Linked DNA regions of Homo sapiens: region 1 is linked to region 2. The links are chromatin loops, found by intact Hi-C in ENCODE. Cell type or tissue: endothelial cell of umbilical vein. All regions are shown on one strand. Links, peaks and the distances in the headings refer to the core of each region. The heading gives the core; the rest is flanking DNA.

The links. Hi-C counts contacts between places; a loop is a spot of excess contacts. Peaks named below come from ENCODE experiments on the same cell type or tissue, not always from the same donor. Only the 100,000 strongest peaks of a DNase experiment are listed, where the experiment ranks them.
Region 1: a loop joins it to region 2, with 3 times the contacts of the local background. A loop is called at or near these places in 5 of 110 quality-filtered maps.

What each region holds. Positions count from the first base shown.
Region 1 is chr9:113,925,396-113,933,441 of GRCh38, reverse strand. All of the region lies in intron 1 of ZNF618 (zinc finger protein 618), which reads right to left. Among named protein-coding and RNA genes, the nearest start is that of ZNF618, 53 kb to the right of the region's middle. In endothelial cell of umbilical vein, for the core only: no CTCF peak of the experiment used is centred there; a DNase peak (open chromatin) is centred at 3,501; H3K27ac peaks cover 2,330 bases.
Region 2 is chr9:113,990,504-113,998,549 of GRCh38, reverse strand. ZNF618 (zinc finger protein 618) reads right to left here. Exons shown (of 15, transcript NM_001318042.2): 4 at 196-291. Among named protein-coding and RNA genes, the nearest start is that of AMBP, 84 kb to the left of the region's middle. In endothelial cell of umbilical vein, for the core only: no CTCF peak of the experiment used is centred there; a DNase peak (open chromatin) is centred at 4,209; H3K27ac peaks cover 1,108 bases.

The sequences.
Region 1 (8,046 bases), core at 2,134-4,633, 65 kb after region 2:
TGCTGCCCCAGTGGAATTGTACTTCTTTCTCTTGGCTTGGACCCGAGGTCACTGAGCTGGCAATTTCCCTGCTCTCCTGCAACATCAGTTTTCCCTTCCCGACCAGAGGCTTTCCACAGCATAGCAACAGACTGTGATGTCAGCACTAGGGAACATGCCCCTAACTCTGTTCCTCTTTAGAGCAAACTCAAAATGCACCTACGCTGACTGGCTCTACCTCAGTTCCCATTCTGTTGATTCCATTCCTCTCAAATTAGCCAGCTCTGCCCCAACAGGACTCCACTGAAGTCATCTTCCCAAAGTCACCAGTGCCCAGTGCTGCCAAACCCAGTGGACATTCCTCAGATCTCATCTTAGCTGACATGCTTGATCTCTCCTTTCTTCCTGGCTTTGAAGACCCCTCTGGCATCTTCCCACCTCGCTGGTTGCTCCTTGGTCCATTGACCGGTTCCTCCTCCTCTCCCCGAGTCTGAGGCTTATTCCCTAGGTGAGCTGTCAAGTCTCACTATTAAATGCCATCTATATGCAGATGATCCAGCAATTTAATATTCAGCCCTGACCACTGCTCGCCTGCGCTCCAGACTTACATCCAACAGCTTACATAACATCAGCACTGGGGCACCTCAGAGGCATCTTAAAATTCACCTAATGGCTCCCATTCCACACCTCCACCCCACTCCCCCTATACCTGGTCCTCAGAGTCTCACCCCATCTAGCAATGGTGCTCCCAATCACCCAGCGCTCAGGCCAATACCTAGACTGGGGTTAGCCTCAATTCCTTCATGCTCCACATCCAAGGAAGCCAGGAAGTCCTGCTGGTCTGACATCGACATTCATTCAACGTAGCCTCTCCTCACTCTCTCTCCACCACCTCTCTACTGTCCTCTCTTCCAAACCAGCATCACATTTCACCTGGGCTCCCTCTAAGTTTCCCAACCAGTCTTCTAATTTCCATTCTTTCCCTCATAGCAGCCAGGGGATCCTCTTAAAATGTAAATTGGATCCTGTCAACACCTCTGCTCAAAACCTTATAAAATCCTCCAACCCCTTCCCAGTGGCCTCCATGACCCTCCGTGACCTGGCTACCCCTGCCTAACCAGCCGCACCCCCTCATCTCCATCTAGCCACTGTGGCCTTTCTACTGCTCATTCCAACCTTTGCACTCACTGTTCCCTCACCTAGAATGCTGTTCCCCACCAATTGCAAGGTTTGCTTCCTCATTTCATGCACGCCTCTGTTTATCAGAGAGGTCTTTCCTGACTCCCAAACTCAAATAGCCCTCCACTCCATTACCTGCCCCTGTCTATCCCAAATCCGTTTCCTTTTTCTTCGCAGCACTTAACAGTATCTGAATTCCATTCATCATTTAGTTGTCAGGGCAGGAGTCTTATCTTATTCACTGCTATATTCCCAATGCCCACAACAGGCCCCAGCCCACAGCAGACGATCTATAAATACATGTTGAATAAATGAATTCACAAATGAATGAATCAATCACTACACTATACAGCCTTCCCTCAGCCCAAGGAGTAGAGAACAGCATTGTCCAACAGGAATAAAATATGAGCCACATATGCAATGTTAAATCTTCTAGTAGACACATTTAAAAAAGTAAAAAGAAACAGTGAAATTAATTTTACTATTGTATTTTTTAAACCGATGTATCAAAATGTTATTTCAACCTATCAATACTGAAATAATTATTAGTGATGTTTTACAATCTTTCATACTAAGTCTTCGGAATGTGGTACGTATTTTACACTTACAGCACATCTCGATTTGGACTAGCCAAGTTTCAAGGGCTCAACAGCCCCATGTGGCTTGTGGCTACTGTATCAGCCCAAATCTAAAACGTGAGCCTGATCTGGTCCTTCCCACACCTAAACCTTCCCCTGACACTTCATCACTCCCAAGATGAAATTCCAACCCAGCCAAGCATTAAACCTGCCCATCTGGAGTCGCAAGCCTCATCTCTCAACACGCCCCTGGTATCCAACACAACTTCAAATCTCTGTGCCCTCCACTCCCTGACTTTGAGCCTGGGGCACATGCTGTCCCTTCTGCCTCAAAGGCTCCTGTCCTATTCATCTGAAGACCTCCTACTCAATCTTCAACACTCCTGCCCCACGCTCCTAAACTGCCATCTCCCCGACACGAGTGTGCTCAGGGCAGGGACCACCTCATGCCTCTATGCTGAGTACACAGCAGGTGTTCCATGCTTATCACTGAATTAGTGACAGAAGGTGGCTCCTTGGCAATCAGGCCATCATTCACTCCCCACTTCTGCCCACTCCACAGCACCTCTCTGCCCTTACTCAACATACCATCCAGAAAAACAGTGAATGGTGTATTCCTGTGTCCAGTCTTTCCTATTTCTTCTATATCTAACTATTCTCCCTGAATTCTATCCTAAAAAAGTAAAACTCCAAGTAAATTTCAGTATTTCCCCCAGTATTCTAATGAAGGGGGAGTAATTATCACACAATTTAATGTAAAAATATTGTCAGGTGCTTATTGGCCTTTACTTCCTTTGCTGCCCCCGAATAAGGCTAAAATCCAGAAAAGAGAAATAGTTTTATGTGAAAAACTGATCCTGTTGGATCATCACAGTCCTGAGCCCAGAAAAGTGACAGTTCAATACCAACACCAGAGGCACCAACAGCTACCACTGTTGCCCCCAGCAGCAATGCCATTGATTCAAAAGAAAGACCACTGCTGAGCGAGGAAGGCAAGGAATCAGAGCCTCCTTCGCTTCTAGGCACCTTCTTGTCAAACTTTAAAGGACAGAAATGTGAGTACGTTACTGCACTGACTACTTCATTCAACAAACATTAATGAGCACTTCATCTTCACGGGGCACCAGGCCACATGCTGGGAAACAGCCTTAAAAATAGAAATTACACCTCTGAGTTTGTTTGCCTAAAATGGCAATAATTTCTTATCCATTCAAGGACAAGCCTGCTTTTTTTGAACAAGTTTAAAAAAAAATAGGCGCCCCCTAAACCTATGAAGTTTCCCATCATGAAGCTCAATGCATATCTACAACTAAACATTTTTAAGGGAATTCAAGTAGTAGAACTGGGACTATGATTTAAACTAACTAGTTTTAAATGTATAAACCCAACATGAAAGTTTTATGAGCAAACAAAGCATGTGCAACGCTTTTCCTGCCCCTAAATGACTTAAGTAACATCTAAGAAAATGAGTAAAAGGTAACCTTGACATACATTTCAGTTTCCCCAAAAAACTTGGGGGAAATTCCAGAAGCGAGGCAATTTCCCCATGTTTTGGCTTCAGAACCTACAGACAACGTGTAACACTAGGTCTCCTTTGCAAACAAGGAGGAATGAATGAGGGCCATTGGTTTATCACAACCTAGGACCACTCCACTCCTCCCAGAACACGTGAAAGCCCTATAGGCCAAGGCTGTTATCAGAGGAAATGCTTTTAAAAACACATTCATCATGGGGGAAAAAGCCAAGATAAACAAGCTCTGAGTTACTGGTTATTCATACAATGTCATGTGATGACTGCTATTTCCACTCTTCTTATTAGAAAGCCATTTTGTTATTTAAAGCAACAATAAAGACAAAGCTGGCATCGGGAAGTACTGCCATGAAACACCAACTCATTCCAAAACCATTTCCTTATCTCGGGTAACAAGTGAACTAAAGGTTATGTTATTGTCACTAAAGCATAGAGTACTGGAAGAGCTTTGGCCTTATCCCCACTATAAAGCTGGGAAAACTGAGGCCCAGAGAGCACATTTCAGACCTGAATTCAGGATTCCCAGCCCAGCTTGGTCCACCCAACATTTGTCCCTGACAAGAGGCAGGGATACTAAGCAAACCACAGCCCTTACTGTATCCCTGTCTCCCAGCTAATTTAAGGGTGCCACAGCCTCCAGCAGAGTTTTGAAATAGGAGAACATCAACACCTACCAGGTGAGGACTTTCAATTTCAGCCCTGATATGTACAGAGCTTGGAAGTCATCACTCCCATCCTTACAACAAGAAAAAAGCTGCAAAAACTGAAAATCAACAAGTTTTCTTAGATATATCAGAGGATTGAGGCCACAGAGCAAACCACCCTGAAATCTGCAGAGACAGTCAACTGCAGAGAAATACAGCTTACCAGGAGCTGCAGTGGCTGGGGCTGGTAACTGGTAGGAACGTTTAAACAGTAACTGACTTAGCTGCTAGAAGCTGAGTATGCACTAGCTTGAGAGTTAAAATCTGGGGTCCAGTCTTAGGGGAGTCATCACATTTTCATAGATTTTAACTCCAGGAGCTTGAACAGGTTCTCATGGTGGAGATTAGACAATAATCCCATTGTCCTTCAGTGAGATGAATGTGGAGTTGGGGGTGGAAAATAACCATTTAAAATACACCAGGGGAAAAGTGATCATTCTGAAATAGCATAGAGTGTGCTGTTCTCCAGAGCAAAGGCCTGCCCTTGAAAGAATCTACCTTACCACAGACTTATCTGACCTAAGGGAAGGACAACTGGACAACTCCAGCCTGTCGAGCCTTCCTATCTCACATAAAGGGAGAAGAAAAGGCTATGAAATTTTTCTGAAGATCACAGCCCAGGGATGCAGGCCCACTTAAAAAATAATAATAATTGAGATTGAATCATGAGAGTATAGACTACTTCCTCTCCCTAATACTTAACCACATCAAAAAGACTCCAATATAATAAGAGTGGATTACAAATGAGACAGCTGCAAGACACAGATTCTATTTAAGAAGGAGTTTCTAGGGAAATCTAAAGACAACAGGAAAAGGGAGAGAAAACAAAAAACAAAGAAAAGAGGAAATTGAAGCTTCTGGCATCTCCAGCTACAGCGAACATTAAACACAGAACAGTTCCTAGCCACATAAACATAAAACTTCACACTAATATCCTCATGACCTCTGTTTCTATTAATAGATACGTCAGGTCTGGCTTTCAACAAAAAAATTACATGGTATTCTAAAAGGCAAGGAAAGAAACACAACCTGAAGAGAGACAGCAGACATCAGAACTGGCTTAGATATGACACAGACTTTGGAACTGTCAGATAAGCAATTGTAAATAACTACGATTAATATGTTTAGGGTTCTAATGGAAAAATTAGACAACATCCAAAAACAGATGGTTAACATAAGCAAAGAGATGGAAACTATAGGAAAGAATGAAACGAAAACACAAGAAATCAGATACACAGCAACAGAAATGGAGAATGCCTTTAATGAGCTCATCAGTAGCTGGATATAGCTGATAAAAAACAAAAATCACTGCATTGGAAGAGTTCAATAGGAACTATCCAAACTGAAGTACAAAGAGATTTTCAAAAAGAGATGATACAAACTTCTGGTTTCCATTCCAACATGTAAAGAGCTTGGAGGCTGTCACTCCATGCCTCGTAACAAGAAAAAAACCTTAACAAACTGAAACTAAACAACTTTTTAGATCCATCAGAGAACTGAGGTCACAGAGCAAACCACTGCCCCTAAAAGTGGAGAGACAGCAAATAAAGAGAATTGCAACTTAAGACAAGCTGATGAACTCGCTTGAAAGACGAAAACTTCCATGAGCTTCACCAGCTTCTCAGAGTTAAGATGGAAGAAAAATCTCCTCATGGTGGGGTAGGGACAAAGTAACATTTTGAAATACCTGCAGAACATACTGTTCTATTCAACAAAAGCCTGCCCTCAAGGGAAACTATTTACTAGGGTCTAACCAAAGTGGGTTTTACCAGGGTCTGATTGATATGGGGGAAGGGAAATGTCCTTCTCCAACCCCTCTAGTTTTCAACACAAGGGAAAGGAAAATATCCAACTCCAGACTCCTCTAGCCTTCCTGTCTCACCTAAGGGGTTAAAGAAAAATTTCACAAGCACATGTAAAGGTCACGACACAGGGGCACAGGCCCACTAAAAGACTGAGAACCAATGAGAGGATTCTAGAACACTACCCCTCGCCCAGTCCTTAGCACCACATCAACAGGACTCCTGTATGCTAATGGGATCACAGCTGAAAGAACTACAAGGATTGGTCACTATTTAAGGAATCTCTAAAGAAACCCAAAGACAACAGGTGAGACAAAAACAAGGACCAGAGAGGAAATTTTAGCCTCTGACACTGACAGCTACAATAAATTGTAAACACAGCCTAATTCCTAGCCTGATAAACATAAAACCTCACACTAAAGGCCTATTTACCTCAGTTCCTTTTACCTAATACATCATGCAAGGCTTTAAACCTCACATTAAAATGCTGATTACCTCTGTACCTACTACTAGATACAACATGTCCAGCTTTCAACAAAAAATTATAAGGCATGTTAAAAGGCAAAAAACTGAACAGCTACAGTAAGAGGCATCAGAACCAGACTCGGATATGACATAGACTTGGGAATTTATTTACTTTTTATTTATTTATTTTTGAGACAGGGTCTCATTCTGTTGCCCAGGCTGGAGTGCAGGGGTGCGATCTCAGCTCATTGTAACATCTGCCTCCCAGGCTCAAGTGATCCTCCCACCTCAGCCTCCTGAGTAGCTGAGACTATAGGCACATGCCACCATACTCAGCTAATTTTTGTATTTTTTGTAAAGACAGGGTTTCACCATGTTGCACAGGCTGGTCTTGAACTCTTGAGCTCAAGCGATCCACCCATCTTGGCCTTCCAAAATGCTGGGATTACAAGCATGAGCTACAGTGCAGATTTGGGAATTTAAAATACCAGTAAAAAATACACAAAGTGCTCTAATGGAAAAGGTGGACAACATGCAAGAACTGCTGATAATATAAGCAGAGAGATGGAAACTAAGAGAGAATCAAAAGAAATTGCTAAAAACAGAAATTTCATAAATAGAAAAAACAGAGAAAAAAGAGTGTAAAAAATAGAGCCAAATATCCAAAAACTGTGAGATAACTACAAAAGGTATAGCATAAATGTAATGGTAATACCAGAAAGAAAAGAAAGAAAAAACAGAAGAAATATTTGAAGTAGCAATGGCTGAGAATTTTCCAAAATTAATGACAGACACAAAACCACAGATCCAGGAAGCTCAGAGAGCACCAAGCAGAACAAAAACCAAAAAAACTGTATCCCAGCGTATCATACTCAAATTGCAGAAAATAAAAGACAAAAAGAAAATATTGAAATATTTTTGCAAAAGGGGTCCAAAAAACCTTACTTATAAGAAGAATAAGGATAAGAATTACATTGGATTTCTCTCCAGAAATCATGCAAGCAAGAAGATAGGTGAAATACTGAAAGTCCTAAAAGAAAAAAAAAAAAAACAACACCAACCTAGAAATCTGATCCAGTGAAATTATCCTACCAACATGAAGGAGAAATAACAAAAAACAAAATTTGAGGGAATTTGTTGCCAGAAGATCTGCCTTGCAGGAAATATTTTTAAAAGTTCTTCAGAGAGAAGGTAAGTAATTTGGGTCAGAAACTCAAACAAACAGAAAGAGAAGGACAGTGTTAAAGAAGGAATAAATAAGAGTAAAATAAAATCTTTTATTTTTCTCATTCTTACCTAACAGATAACAGTTTGTTCAAAATAGTAACACCAACAGGATACTGGATGATTATACCATGTGGATAAATGAAATGAATGACAGCAATGTTATAAGGGAAGGGAGGGAAGAATTGGGACTACTCTGTTATAAGATATGTGGCACTAACCATGAAGCGTCAAAGTGTTACTTGAAAGTGGACTCAGATTAACTGTACATGTATACTGCACACTCTAAGGAAAATCACTATTTTTAAAAAATAATTGATATGTTGAAAGGGAAGAAAATAGAATCATATAAAATGCTGCAGAGAAGGGAGAAAAAGAATGGAAGACAAAAGAAGAAACAAAGAACAAGGGCAACAAATAGAAAACAATTATAAATGTGGTAATATTAATATACCATATCAATCACTTTAAATGTGAATGGTCTAAATGCCAATAAAAAGACAGAGATCATCAGAAAGGATTGAAAAAAAAAAAAAGACCCAACTAACTACATGCTGTCTATAAGAAACTCACTTTAAATATAA
Region 2 (8,046 bases), core at 2,666-5,165:
TAGTCCAGTACTTCCAGGGTCCCAGTCAGATTTGCTCACATGTAGCCAGGACAGGGGATGAAGAAGGTGGCCCCTCTTGACCCTGAGATGCTAACAGGGGCCTGCTTACTCAGGTCTGTAACTGATGGCTGTGTCCAGCTGTGCCCCCACCCATACTGGCCCCGGATCAGGCACTACCCCTTGGCCATCACGTACCAGATGCATATCTCAATGCTTGGTCAAAAATCCAGGTCCCTGAATACCGGCTTCGCACAGATCCACCGTGGGGGCTGCCTTCGGGCGCTTTTCCATCTGAATTACGTAAGAAATCAGAAAGAGCCCTTAAAGTTGGAGAATGCCTGGAAGGTTAGGGAAGGGGCGAAGTTGGCTGCACTTTGAGAAGCGTGGACAAGATCACACTGCCTACCTCTTCGTTAAAAACCTTGTGCTGGCCAAGGGGCATCCACATGTTCCCCAGGGAGGCTGGCACATGGCAGAATACAGCAGCCATGGGTCAACAGCTCCCTGAATTCAGTTTTGTGTTTTCTCTATATTCTGATTCAACATATGGTTAGAACACACAATTTCTACCCAAAAACCCTCCAGCAAAATCACCCTCCAAGGACATGTGCCCCACGGGTGCAGTGTCCATGCATCCCCCTGGCCTGTGGCCACCACAGACCCAGACTGATGCAGTGGTGCAAGGAGGGCCTTCTTGGGGACTCAGCTCAGGCAGTCCTCAGCCCCGACGCCTGGCTCCCTGCCCAGCACGCTCCCTCTTCTGTTCATCCCAGCCACTTTTTTCCTCTATGAACCATGGCTATCACCATCACCACCTGTCTGGGCTCACTTCATCTGCAATGTTTCCATGCAGACTGACCTCTGCCCCACTGCATGGGTGAGGAAGCAGAGGCTAGGGCAGCTGTGTGCAGCATTTCGCCCAGTTCATGCAGCCAGTTAGTGGGCTCGGGGTCCTGGCTCAGGGGTTTCTCACACCAGCTCAGTTCATCCTCACAATTCCAGCAGGTAAAGGTGATTATTATCCCCATTTTTCAGATGAGGAAAGTGAGGACCAGAGGGGCAACGAATAGCACCAGAGGTCGGTCAGATCTGATTTGCTCCCAAGCCACACAACTAGCTTCTTGGAAAGCACCAGGAAGAAATGGTGCTTGTGGGCTGTGCGCGGTGAATCTCAGCATTTTGGGAGGCCAAGGCAGGCAGATCACTTGAGTTCATGAGTTCAAGACCAGCCTGGGCAACACAGCAAGACCCCCATCTCTACAGAAAACACAAAAATTAGCTGGGCATGGTGGAGCACACCTGTAGTCCCAGCTACTTGGGAGGCTGAGGTGAGAGGAACACTTGAGCCCTGGAGGTCGAGGCTGCAGTGAGCTGTGATTATGCCACTGCACTCCAGCCTGGGCAACAGAGTAAGACCCTATCTCAAAAAAAAGAAAGAAAGAAGAAAAAAGAAGAAGAAGAAAGAAGAGGAAGAAGAAGAAAAAAAAAAGAAAGAGAGAGAGAGAACCTTTACCAGGTCTCATTTCCGTCCACCATCTTCCCAGAAGTCCTCATGAGGCTGGCAACTCAACATCCGTCGCAAGGATGAGCATCAGCTTGGCTAGTGGCTGGCAAGGAACTGGGCTCAAAGTAGGCCTTGGGGATCCAGAGCCATGCTACTGCCACCACCCCAGGTCACCTGCTGGATGTCAGGCAAGCTGTGTGTTCCTTTCAGTCATGGCACTTTCCTTAAATGCTACAGGGCAGCAGAGCCCCCCACTATGTCTGGTGCTGCCACAGGACTCCCCAGAGTGCCCTATTGAGAGCCCTGGGACTGCTCCCAGGGATGGCTGGCAGGGCTTGCCAGCACACAGGAGGCAGGAGCGGACTTTTCCTCTTCCCATTCCTGCTATCACAAGTGATGCAACAGTCGCCATCCCAACTAATCCGAGTTCACAGCTCCCACTGAGCACTTTCCCTAAACACCTGGCTTAGCTCCCTCCCAGAGCATCAGACAGACCAGGCGAGGACAGGGGGTCTAGTTCCTGAAGTCACAGAGGGGGACGCTGGGAAGATGCCTAGGAGAGGATGCAGGCTTCTGAGAAAGAATGTGGGGTAGCAACCCTTTGCACCCAGCCAGGTCTAGAGAAGCTCGGGCACCTTTCACAATACACAAAATGTGACAAGATAGAAATCCAAAGCTGGTGAATGAGAGAAGAAAAACGCAAGGGTAGGGACAGAAGGCTGGTTCCTTACAATGGACAGTCCCATATTTAGCTCAGAGCGTCTCAGGAGCCACTGTTCAGAGAACAAATGTTCAGGAGTGTGTCCAGCCCTCTCTGTTCAAACATGCAACAGGAGCTGGGTCCAGGGCTTGCCGAATGACAGGGGATCTGAACAGGGAAGTCATGGACAAGTGGGTTTCCTGAGGCTCTGGGGCTTGGCCTCAAACCAAATGTCCTCTGGAGCAGGGTCTTCTGAGTGAAGCACAAATCTCCTGGGGGTGTGTGGTGGCTGCCCAAGGGGTAAGTAGGTCCACACAGCCTTAAGAGAATCATCAGCTTCTAAATGTGTTCTTTCCTAAAATCAATGTGCCAGAGAATCTGGCAGGTGGGAGGCCCCACTCGCTGGTTCTTCCCACTCTCACCTTCACCCTTGTGCCACGTTACAAACAAAAGACGATCCTTTCACCCACCCCTAATCCTACCACGGTGCCTGCCCCAAGAGATGAAAACCCTGGGGCTCCAAGCAAAGAGGTGACCCTACAATACTGGTGTCGGGCTCAGAAAGTGAGTGGATCTAATGACCAGGAACAACTCCTTTTTTGAATCGGGTGACTTCCAACTCTCTGCTCTCAACAAAATTAGAGGAGGATATAATGGAGTTGTCAGCGAAGAGACCATTAAAAATATCATCTGATGATAGACCCCTGTGTGATTTCTGGCATACAACTTGGAAGGAATTCAAAGAATTGAGTGACACTGCTAAAACAAAACTCTATCCACTGCCAGCTACTTACATATGTGACTGAGCTTTCTAAGCACTTAGACCTACAAAAACCAAAAGATAGGAATTAAATTAATGTCGAATCTTGTCTCCTTCTAGCAATAAGAAATATTAATTCAGAGATACATGAGCCAATTGAGAAAGAAATGAAGCCCTATCCATTTCATTAAGAGATGCATTTTCAATAATTTTTTACTTTTACATTTACTATTTACCTAAATTTGTTTTTGATGAATTGTATGCTAATAACAACTCAATCTGGAAAAAAAAAATGTTGGAGAATGTAGAGCTTTATGATCCCAGGAAATTTTTTTTTTTTTTAGAAATTTCAATTTCAATTTATGTACATCTTGTTATGGTGATGAGTGTGAAACAGTGATCAATAAAAGACTTTCAAGCATAAAAAATATATTTTACATTAGGATAAAACCCTGTGGGGGCAGTGGACTGGAAATATGAGCTCAAGGAGAAAAAGGAAAGATGTAAAATTTCTGACTGTTAAAGATAGGCTTGTTCATATGTTTTTGAAGTGATGATGGTGGATATCAAATAGTGGTAGTGTTTGGATTCCCTTGGATACATTTTGAAAATTGGTTCACAGTTTTATTTCCAAAATGCCACCTTTTTTTTTTTTTTACACAATATCCTGGAAATTATATCCTTTGCAATGATTTAAACTTTGGATAAAAATGTTAGATGGCAACTCAAACATGTGAAAAAGAATATACAGTTTTCAAAATTCTTTTAGGAGGTATTGAGCAAAAACAAATGTTTGAAAACCTTGGCCTTTTAGGTTCCTGTCACTCTAGAGGTAACCCCAGAGGCATCAATGTCCTGAGGTTCCAGCTAATAGCAGTGGTACTGGTTTTACGTTTTTTGTCCCGTTAAAAACACTTCCATACCTATTACGTCACTCTGCCCCCAACAATTCTACTGGAAAGAGGGGCAGACTTTTATTCTACCTACTGACCATTCAAGACACGGTGGCTTAGAGAAGTTAAGGGGCTTATTCAAGTCCCCACAGTAGGGTAAACCCTGGGCTCTTGACTTACAGCCCAAGGGCCCTTTCTAACAGGGACCCTCTAACCCTTCAGACCCCAAGAGGAAGCGTCAGTAGCAGAGACAGGACGCGCCTGGGAGGGTGGCCAGAACTCCTCCTTTCCGAGTGGCTGCAGCAAAGAGCTGAGTGTTGGTTCTGGCAGGCTCTTGTGTGAGGCCCTGCCAACAACCTATTGAAACAGGAAACGAACTATCAGCTGGCACGATGAAGCAGGACCTGGCACCTACGCTGCCTGGGTCTGTCACAGGCTGAAACCCACGTGGCTGTGTCTGAATGACTGTCAAGCTCTTCTGCTGCTCCTTCCAGCGCCATAGCCTGGCTGCTGCCTCCTGGTTGGAGCTCCTTCCTCCTCTTTTCCTGGCTCTCTGGGCTGCCCTATGTGTGTGAGAACACCTCTGTACCTCGGTCCTGAAAGCTTGCTGCCTAGAAACATCCTTGCAGAATCCAGTCTCCCATCTATCTCATCCTTGACTCCCGCTCCTGCACTTTGTCCAGTGACCCTCCCTGATCACCTATGTCAGGACGGGGAACTCACTCCCTCACAGGCTTATGTCCAGTTACCAAACAGTTCCCATGATCACACGAAGTCCTTCCTTTTACTGAGTTGAAATCCCCTCCTGGAGACTTCTCCGTATTGGCTAGGACACCCTGGAATGTGTCTGCTCCATGCGCACCTTGCAAAATGCTGTAAGTTGTGAATATTTAGATTCCATTATCCCCCTCTTCAGGTCTCCACTATCGGGGAATAACCCAGTTGGTCCCTGTCCCTCATCTGAAGAGGGGTCAAGTCTGGGTCACTCATTCCCTCCACGGTCTCCTGCACTGCTACTGAGGAAACTCAGTTAAGTCTCGGGTCTCTGGGCCCCTACTGCTCTCCCTGGACTCCCTCATTAGTAAACACCTCAGGATTAAGGACCAGTGGTTTCACAGCATAGGAAAGAGTACCCACTGCTTAACAGTACACCTGGACCACCATAATGGGATGCGGGCATCCTTATCTCTCAGAGCCAGGAAATAGTCTAAGGGCTGGATGCTCTCACTGTTGTAAACCCAACTTGCCTTATCTTCATCAAGAAGAATGGCAAGTAGGTTTCCACTTCTAATTTTTCAATTCTAGCTGACTGGCAGAGACCTCTTGGCATACTGTGTTGAGAAGGATTCTGAGGTGCATCATTGGACAATGTACAGTAATCAATTCGCAGTGTCTGCCATGAACATGGGACTGCCATGAACCCGGAGCGAGGCTGGGTGAGCGAAGTCCTCAGGAGGCCCTTGGCACGGCAGGAGCAATGGTAGTGCCTTGTGTTTGCTCCTCCTCCTAGAGGAGCCCCTGAAACCTCAAGTGTGGTCTGCCCTTCCTTCTTGGGGCTGCTGTACAGAGCTGTTCCTGCAGCCTGTCAGATGGGTGCAGGCGTCTGTTAACTTCCTTTCTTTCATTTCTGCTTTTATCCAGCAAAGTTATTAAGTTTAGTATCTATCATCTCTGCTCTTCTTACTATAAAAGGAAGCTCTTGGTCTTGCCCCCAAACCCTGCACCAGCTCCAATGGCAGTGACTTTCTTTCTCGGAGTGAGAGACACCCTTCTCAGCACAGGGAATTCTCTGGGCAGCAGGGAAGCAGCAGCAACCATTGCGAACTTGGCAGCCAGCCTCCTGGGCACTGATGCCCCTCCTGACTCCAGCAGGAGAAGCTGCCAAATGCCATCTGTGTGTCCATGACCCGGGCTCCCCCACGGGAAGTGCCTTGGATGATGTTTGTGTCACTGGGAACATTGTTTGTCTGATGGCTATTAAAGGGCCAGTGTGGACTCGGGGAGGCTCCCTCATGGCGCAGCACTGGGTGACTGAACAGGAACACTCTTCTACTCAGCAACAGAGCCCGTCTCTGAGCCCGGAGCGAGGCTGGGTTAGCGAAGTACTCAGGAGGCCCTGGGCACCACAGCACCCAGCACTCCCCGCCAAGTGCCCCAGGAACACGTTAACTCCCCCATGCCCGGTGACCAGGACAACGAATGCACACTGCAGCAGGGGCTCACTTAAAAGCAAGCTCTAACCAGCACCCCACCCCAGCCAGGTCCCTGGGAGAGCTTTCCCTCCTTCATACACTTTCAGAAGCAGGTAGGAGGTAGGTGTTGTGGTAGGCCCTTCATAACACGAAAGAAAATGTCACCAACTTCCTGGGTGACCCTGGGCAACTCTCATCCTTTCCTCAGGCCTTGTCTGCCCCTCTATAAAATAAGGAGGTCATGGGTACCAAATTGACAGCATGCATAGCTCCACTGCCCACTTCTACATCCAGGGCAGACACCAACAATCAATCATGCCACCCTTTAGAATCCTCAACAGAGAACTCCTTACAGCCAGTAGCAACTGCTTGGACTTAACCCACAAAATCTACTTGCCATCTTGAGATGAGAGGAGTCCAAAAGGTTCAACTCTAACACTGATTTTGTTTTTAAATGCCTTTCTTTCCTGGTGATGAGGCCAAGCCAGCTTCCTCTGAGCCTGACCCTTGGAAGAAAACCCCCATCCCTAGGCAGAAAAGCCTGACTTCCAGCATGCAAGATGAGCTGCCGTGACAGCAGGGAGCACTCTGGCCCTGCTTCCGTAGGGCTACACCATGGCAGCTCCACACGTCCCTTGTCACTGGGGCTTCTACATCTTTTTCACAGGGGTCTGCCCAAAGCAGATTACAAGATCCTCAAAGTCCCTGAATTGGAGGGAAGCAGTACTAGAAGGAACACCAAGGTCCAGACAGGTTTCCCAGTCCAGTTCCCAGGGGAGAAAACTGAAGCCCACTTGGAATCCCTGTCTTCTAATACCTTATCCTGCACCGACTTTATTCCCCATCCCATCGTTTCAATATATCACAATAGCTTACTTCTTAGATGGGAAAAAGCAGAAACAATGACTATCCCTTCCTCTTGAAGAGGCATTTTATACTGTTAATATTAGTAGTACTGAGAATACTAGCTACTTGTTTACTAAGCACAATGTTGAGCACTTCACATACATTATCTCATTGAATACTCAGATAGCCTGATGATTTCATAATTGTAAGAACTGAGACAGACAGGGCCTGAGGTAGCACACCAGTTAAGTCATGGAGCCTGGATTCACTCCCAGTCCAAGGATCCCAGCTCATTCTCCTCAGGCAACACTGTTTCCTTCCACTGCCGCCTTGGATGGCCACGCCCATGAGGTGGCCGGGACAGGGGCCATGCCTCATGTAACACAGGAGGACACTAAGGTACAGTGAGGCCAAGGACCCTGCTGCTGAGCAGCAGCTCAGCTGGAATCAGCATCGGTGGCTGGCATGAGGCTCACGGGTCCTGGGGCTCTCACTGTGCAGGCAGCTGGCCTAAGGAAGATTCCCAGCATTTCCCTGGCCTAGCTGCCCAGAGCTTTCCCCACTGAATCCAGACTGCTGGCTCTATCCCAGGATTCAGATTCAACCATCCTTTCCTGGGCATCTCCTGGTGAAGGGCAGAAACAGCTACTGGGTCTAATGAGTCTTAACACACACAGATACCAAAGAGAGCAAGTGCAGGTCTTCTCCATTAACTAACAAATCCACCAGTGATTAACACAGTCCCTGGCCTCAGGGAGTGAATACTGATGGAGAAACGTCAGCGCAGGCCCCTGAAAAGACTCACTCTCTCATTCCACACTGGCCTAAGTCACTCCTGCGCCTCCCCAAACATTCCTGGTTCACCCCTATTCTGTCACATGGGAGGACGGCATTTCCCAGCCTCTTTGAGGTTGGGTGGGGCCGTGTGACTAGTTCCAACCAATGACTGTGAGCGGAATTAACACCTCTCTCTCTGGCTGCAGCAGTTAATTGCCAGCGTAAGTCTCTCCACAGCGTGCTTTCCCTCTGTCACTTGGCTGGCAGCATTCTACATGACAGCTTTTAGTCTGGGACCAGAGGGGAGCAGAGGTCCCTCTTGACCCACAATGGACGTGTAGTGTGAACAAGAAATAAACTGCTGTGGTTTTGAG